Linked DNA regions of Homo sapiens: region 2 is linked to region 1. A link is a loop called in an ENCODE intact Hi-C map of the cell type or tissue named here. Cell type or tissue: MCF 10A. All regions are shown on one strand. Links, peaks and the distances in the headings refer to the core of each region. The heading gives the core; the rest is flanking DNA.

Evidence for each region. Hi-C counts contacts between places; a loop is a spot of excess contacts. Peaks named below come from ENCODE experiments on the same cell type or tissue, not always from the same donor. Only the 100,000 strongest peaks of a DNase experiment are listed, where the experiment ranks them.
Region 2: it touches region 1 in a loop (16-fold over the local background); 5 of 110 quality-filtered maps call a loop at or near these places.

The regions. Positions count from the first base shown.
Region 1 is chr1:182,594,705-182,597,616 of GRCh38, reverse strand. No RefSeq gene overlaps it. Among named protein-coding and RNA genes, the nearest start is that of RNASEL, 6.9 kb to the right of the region's middle. In MCF 10A, for the core only: a CTCF peak has its summit at 1,781; a DNase peak (open chromatin) is centred at 1,756.
Region 2 is chr1:182,141,559-182,144,470 of GRCh38, reverse strand. No RefSeq gene overlaps it. Among named protein-coding and RNA genes, the nearest start is that of ZNF648, 81 kb to the right of the region's middle. RefSeq lists enhancers at 1-243, 244-912 and a silencer at 921-1,097. In MCF 10A, for the core only: a CTCF peak has its summit at 1,130 (motif pointing left); a DNase peak (open chromatin) is centred at 1,090.

The sequences.
Region 1 (2,912 bases), core at 221-2,720:
AAAAAAATGTTTTCTTCTCTGTTGAATGATCTGTTTATACACAGATCTGGACCTTAAATGAACCTTTATTTCTTCCCTATTGATAGTCTGAGTAAAGTGATCAGACTTCAGGAACATGGGGTAGAAATCCCCATAGAATCACATCTTAAGCACAGATCTAAGGAGGGATTCTGTGGGTGACACCAGGGAGGATCCTGAAATTAAGGGCCTGGGAAGGAAGACAGGGACCAACACTGTGGCAGGCCCTGAGCTCTGTTAGTCCTTACAACAGCTCTGTGGAGTGGGTCTGAACACTTTATCATCCAGAGAAGGAAACAAGCTCTGAGAGGGAGGGACATGCTTGGGGCAGCCAGCCAGTGAGTGGCAGAATGGGGATCTGAACTCAGTTATGCCATGGGGAGTCCAGTCTGTGAAAGATGGGTGGAGGAATGTGACTGATAAGGGAAGGAAGAGCGGAGGACCCAGAAAGACAGGGAGGTACTAACACTCGCCCTTTCCTACTGCTCTCCTTCCATCTTTATGCCTTTAACATGCATGTATTGAGTGCATCGAAATCCCTCAGACCCAAATGCGTTGGGTCCAGCTTCTGCACAGGCTCACCAAGGCTTCCTTAGAGGACTCTCTCATCCTCTCCAATCAGATACCACAATTTCCCGGCGGGTCTCCCTACCCCAGCCTCTCCCTGTGCTGGTTCATTTTCCACACTGTGCCAGTCTTCAGCTCTAAAGCACAGATCTGAGCACTTTGTGGCTACGTTAGAACCCCTCAGCGGTTCACTTTTGACTCTAAAATAAAGTCCAGCTTTAATCCTGACACACAAGGGGGTCTCTGACCTGACCCAAGTCCCTCTCCAGACGTATCTCCTGCCTGGACAGCCTTCATTCTCAGACTTTTCCCTTCTCTCTCTCTCTCTTTTTTTTTTTTTGTGGCTACACATGCTGTTCTCTCTGCCTAGAACACCTCTTTCTCCTCTTTTTTAGAAAAAATTGGGGGTTGAGGTGCGAGGAGGAGAATGCCAACTTTCAAAATCCAGCAAAAACATCACCTCCTCAGTGAAGCCTTCCCAGATGTCCCTGTACAGAGTTAATTGCTCCCAACTTGCATGATTCTAAGACACAGTGTTCTTACTTTGATTGTAGCACATATGGTATTCCTCCATAACTTCTTTCTTCATGGCTTTTGCTCTCCTATTAAACTGAGCTCTTCAAAGTCAGGGTCATATTATTCACCTTGGTGAGATGGGGCAGAACAGACTACAGCAAAGCAGTTCTCCAGTCCCAGCTGTGGAGCCGGAATGTTGGGTTGGAATCCTGGCCATTCACCTTGGAAAGTTGCTTAAGCCTCAGCTGTAAAATGAGGATAATAAGAGTAAGCGTCACAGGGAACACTGAATGAAATAAAAGTGTGCGGCACAATGTTAATGCCTCATGACTATTGGCTATTATTATTATCTGATTCCCAGTACTTAGCACAGTGATTTGTATACAGTAGGCATTAGTCAAGTCAAAAAGTCTTTTGACTTCTTGAATAAAATGGCAGGATCAGAATTTCAACTCAGGATTCTAAATCTACTTTTTTTTTTAGCTGCTTCAGTACCATATTTTGTCTGATGTTTACAGCATTCCAGAATTTCAGAAAAAGAAATGGAAGGCTGGAGGCATTAAGTAAGCCAGGGTATTAGAGGGACCATGGGATTCCTGGAAACCAGGTCAGCCAACGCTGTTTTCAAATATGTGCCCTGTGACTGTGCGAGGCTGCTTGTCTCTCACCCTCTACTGCCTCACTGTGGCCATGCCAGGCAATGCAAGCTTTTAAAGTTTGGCTTCTTCCTTTGGAATTATACATCCAATGGCTTTCATTTGTTTCACTGTAGTTTTATTTATTAATGCATTTTAATAAACATGTGAAATTTTAACAGAAATGAGAATTATTAATATCACTACTGAGACAGCACAGCAGGTATAGGAGTTAAACCGAGATTCTTTAGTTTATAGGGATGAAATTACTTTTAAAAATGGAAGCTGTAAGGTAGAGAGAAAAAAGGTGTCAGGGGGCCGGGCGCGGTGGCTCAGGCCTGTAATCCCAGCACTTTGGGATGCTGAGGTGGGCAGATCACCTGAGGTCAGGAGTTCAAGACCAGCCTGGCTAACATGGTGAAACCCCGTTTCTACTAAAAATACAAAAAATTAGCCGGGCATGGTGGCACGCACCTGTAATCCCAGCTACTCAGGAGGCTGAGGCAGGAGAATCGCTTGAACCCAGGAGGCGGAGGTTGCAGTGAGCCGAGATCGCGCCATTGCACTCCAGCTTGGGCAACAAGAGCAAAACTTCCAATTAAAAAAAAAAGTGTCAGGGCCTATTGCCTTGCTGACTGCAAAGTAATTTACTGTCACGAATCTTTTAAATTGGTCCAGTTATTCAAATTGCTTTAAGGAAGAAAAGAAAGACTTGAAACTTACATAACTGAGGTGTGCTCCTGAGGGTAAGAGATATACGGCGGTTAGGCGCTGGATAATGGAGTTGGAGTCCCCATCATTTAGAAAAGATGTTTCTTGATTCACAGTGTTGGTGATTTTCAAGCTTTGATCTGTAACCTGGAGAATGATTTAATTTAATCTTTGAGAAAAGCAACAATGTGTGGATTAATCTTATGATTGTAATGGGATGCCACTTAAGGGACAGTTCCGTGCCGGGGAGGAGAATTGCCTTAGCTCAGTTAATCTCACAGTTCCAAGGCGCAGCCTCACAGGCAGCGTGGTATAACCTAATCATGGAGTCAGCAGGCTCGGAAGTTAGGCAACTGAATTAAGTTCCACATCTGCTATTTATCAGCTGAGTAAACTGCAGCACATTACTCAATTTCTCAGAGCCTCACTTTTTCCTGTAAAATGTGAATAACAATAATATTATCT
Region 2 (2,912 bases), core at 157-2,656, 450 kb after region 1:
AGCAGCCTTGCCTCCCCTTAAGAAACCTGCCCACAACTCACACTCCCTACATGCCAGTCATGCACACTCGTGTGTGTCACACCCTCTGCTCATCCCCCCACCCACTGAAGTCAGACCATGTGTGAGGGAGGATGAGAAGCCGGGGAAGAGGAAGACAGCTCAGCTGGCTGGCCCTGGCCCCTGAAGAAAACAAGCAGAGGCAGGGAGGGAAACATACTGTTCCCTGCAATCTGATCACCTCCGTGCAAGCCTCTGGGCTACACACCCAGGCCCAGGCCCAGAGGCCACGCTAATGAGACCAGGCAGGAAAAGTGAGCTGGTGACTGTTCCTGGGCAGATTAGAAACACATTGTGGAGAAGTGGGGGCACGGTGAGGGTGTGCAGGGCAGTGTGGTTGAGGCTGGGTGTGGGGCTGGGGCATGCGGGCCCAGAAAGGAGCAGAAGAAGGACTGCTGTCTTTCTGAGCTCTGATTCCAGCTCCTGGGGTGGCCCCCTGGCAGCTGCTGAGGCCTCACAGTGAGAAATCTGGAACAACAAAGGCTCTGGGACAAAAGACTCTCTGGCCAGAGGGGCTGCTGCTTTACAGGGGCCAAAAGCTTCACTTCTGAGGGGCACGTGGGTCCACCAGTGTGGGAGGCTGCAGGCTGAGAGGCAAATGGGGTTTATTGAGGAAAGGGAACAGATGTTTATTGGGCATTTGCTGGGTGCCCCCATTAAGCTAGGCTCTTTTTATGTATTTCACTGTGTTTGAGATCACTGTGAAATCCTCACTGCATCGGAAAATGGGAAGCAAATAGCTTTTTTCTTTTTATTAGGTCAGTGACACCTAGAGTTCGCCCAATATCACATCAGTGCCATTTGTTTGAAAAGTTAACCAGAGGCCAGCTGGGATTTTTGTCACTAGGAAAACAATGTAGCATGCGCTTCTTTAGCTTCCAGTCCAGGCAAGGACCTTCGGGGGTGTGAGGATGGAAGTATGTCTTCATGCTTTCTCCTGTGAGCCGCCAACCCACAGAACTGCTGGACCCTCAGCCCTTCAAATCCATCCTCCGGGAAGGTGCCTCTCAAACCTGCAGGGCCACCGCTGAAGTTCTCCCACGGACTCTACTCTAGCGCCCTCTGGTGGCCACCACTGCCAAGCCTGGTTGACTTGACTGGGAATTTCTGGTTAATAGCAGCTACGTTAATATCACTTAGCCCAGCTTTGTGAAGGTTCACTTGTGCTTTTACTTCACCTCTGATTTCTGCGTTATCATTACTCTTTCCATGTTTCCACAGCCTTTGTCAGTTCTCTGCTGCTTCATCTACGTTATTTTCATGGGGACCTGTGTTATTTTCATGGGAACCCCAAAATCAGGGAGATGTTTTCTTACCAAGATCTTTGTTTTGTACTATATTGCCAGTGGACCAACTTCGTTTTATTGGAATTTTTTTTTTTATTTTCTGGAGGATCTTTCTCCCTTCCTCCCCTTAGGAATTCAGGACACATTTCTGAAAGACTGGTTTTACTATGTGAGAAGCACAATGTTGTATACTATTTGAATTTGAGCTTCCCTTGTCCAGGGACGGAGTGTGGGCATGCCACCTCTGTTCAGTTATGGGGTGAGTTTCTTGGCCGCCTGGGACCCCTGCCTCCCGCCCAAGAATGCAGGTGAGAGCGTTTGCCCCTGGTTTTGACCAGGATGCCCAGTCCTGGTGTCTGAATTCCACCCATGAAGCCTGACCAAGCACAGTGGGAAAATCAGCCTATGGCCAATGGACATGGAGGCCAAGTTTGAGGGAGAGGGAGTTTGCCCAGAGTGGCAGCTGCAGATATGATCTGAAGGGTAAATGCTCACTGCAAAACAGGAGGGGAGCCAAGGTCAGAACCAGAGAGGCAGGGTCAGGCAAAGGGCATAGAGAAGAGCAAGAAGCTAGAGAGAGGAGAGGAGGCACACACACAGTTGGGACCAAAGAGGCCAGGTGAGATCTGGGAGGGGATGGTGAAGAAGCACAAGGCAAGGATGCCAGGGCTCTCATCAGGGGCCTGCTGTGTGTGGCATGGGTCTAAGTGGGTAAACCACAAGTCTGCAGATCTGACCTAGTTCACAGAGCCAAATGTACTCTCCAGATGTCAGGTTACTGTTTCTCCAGGGAGGCCCGTCAAGACCACAGGTAAATAGAATCCCCAGTAAGCCAGCCCCATGGCACAATTCCATGGATATAGAGCATGGGTATCTCTGGGGCCTTTGTCACACGAGTGTAGCTGGTGGATTAGCAGGGCCTTTATTTATGTCGGGCTTCATTTACTTGTTAATTTGTTCTTTAATCATTTATTCACTTCTATTTGACCAATGTTTTCAGGTGTCTACTGATGTTCTAAGTAAAATCCTGGGTAATGGAGCAGAAAGACAAATAAGATATGGTTTTGACTATTGTAAAGTCTGGATTTTCTGATTCAAAATTCAGTATCCCAGCCAGGCATGGCGTCTCATGACTGTAATCCCAGCACTTTGGGAGGCTGAGGTGGGCAGATACTTGAGGTCAGGAGTTGGCCAAGACTAGCCTGGCCAACATGGGGAAACCTGGTCTCTTTTAAGAATACAAAAATAGGGGCCGGGTGCTGTGGCTCATGTCTTAATTCCAACATTTTGGGAGGCCGAAGTGGCCAGATCACCTGAGGTCAGGAGTTCAAGACCAGCCTGGCTAACATGGTGAAACCCCCATCTCCACTAAAAAATACCAAAAAATTAGTCAGGCATGGTGGCAGACACTTGTAGTCTCAGCTACTTGGGAGGCTGAGGCAGGAGAATTGCTTGAACCCAGGAGGCAGAGGTTGCAATGAGCCAAGATCACGCCATTGCACTCCAGCCTCAGCGACAGAGCGAGGATCCGTCTCAAAAAAAAGAAAAAAAAGAAAAAAAAAGAAAAAA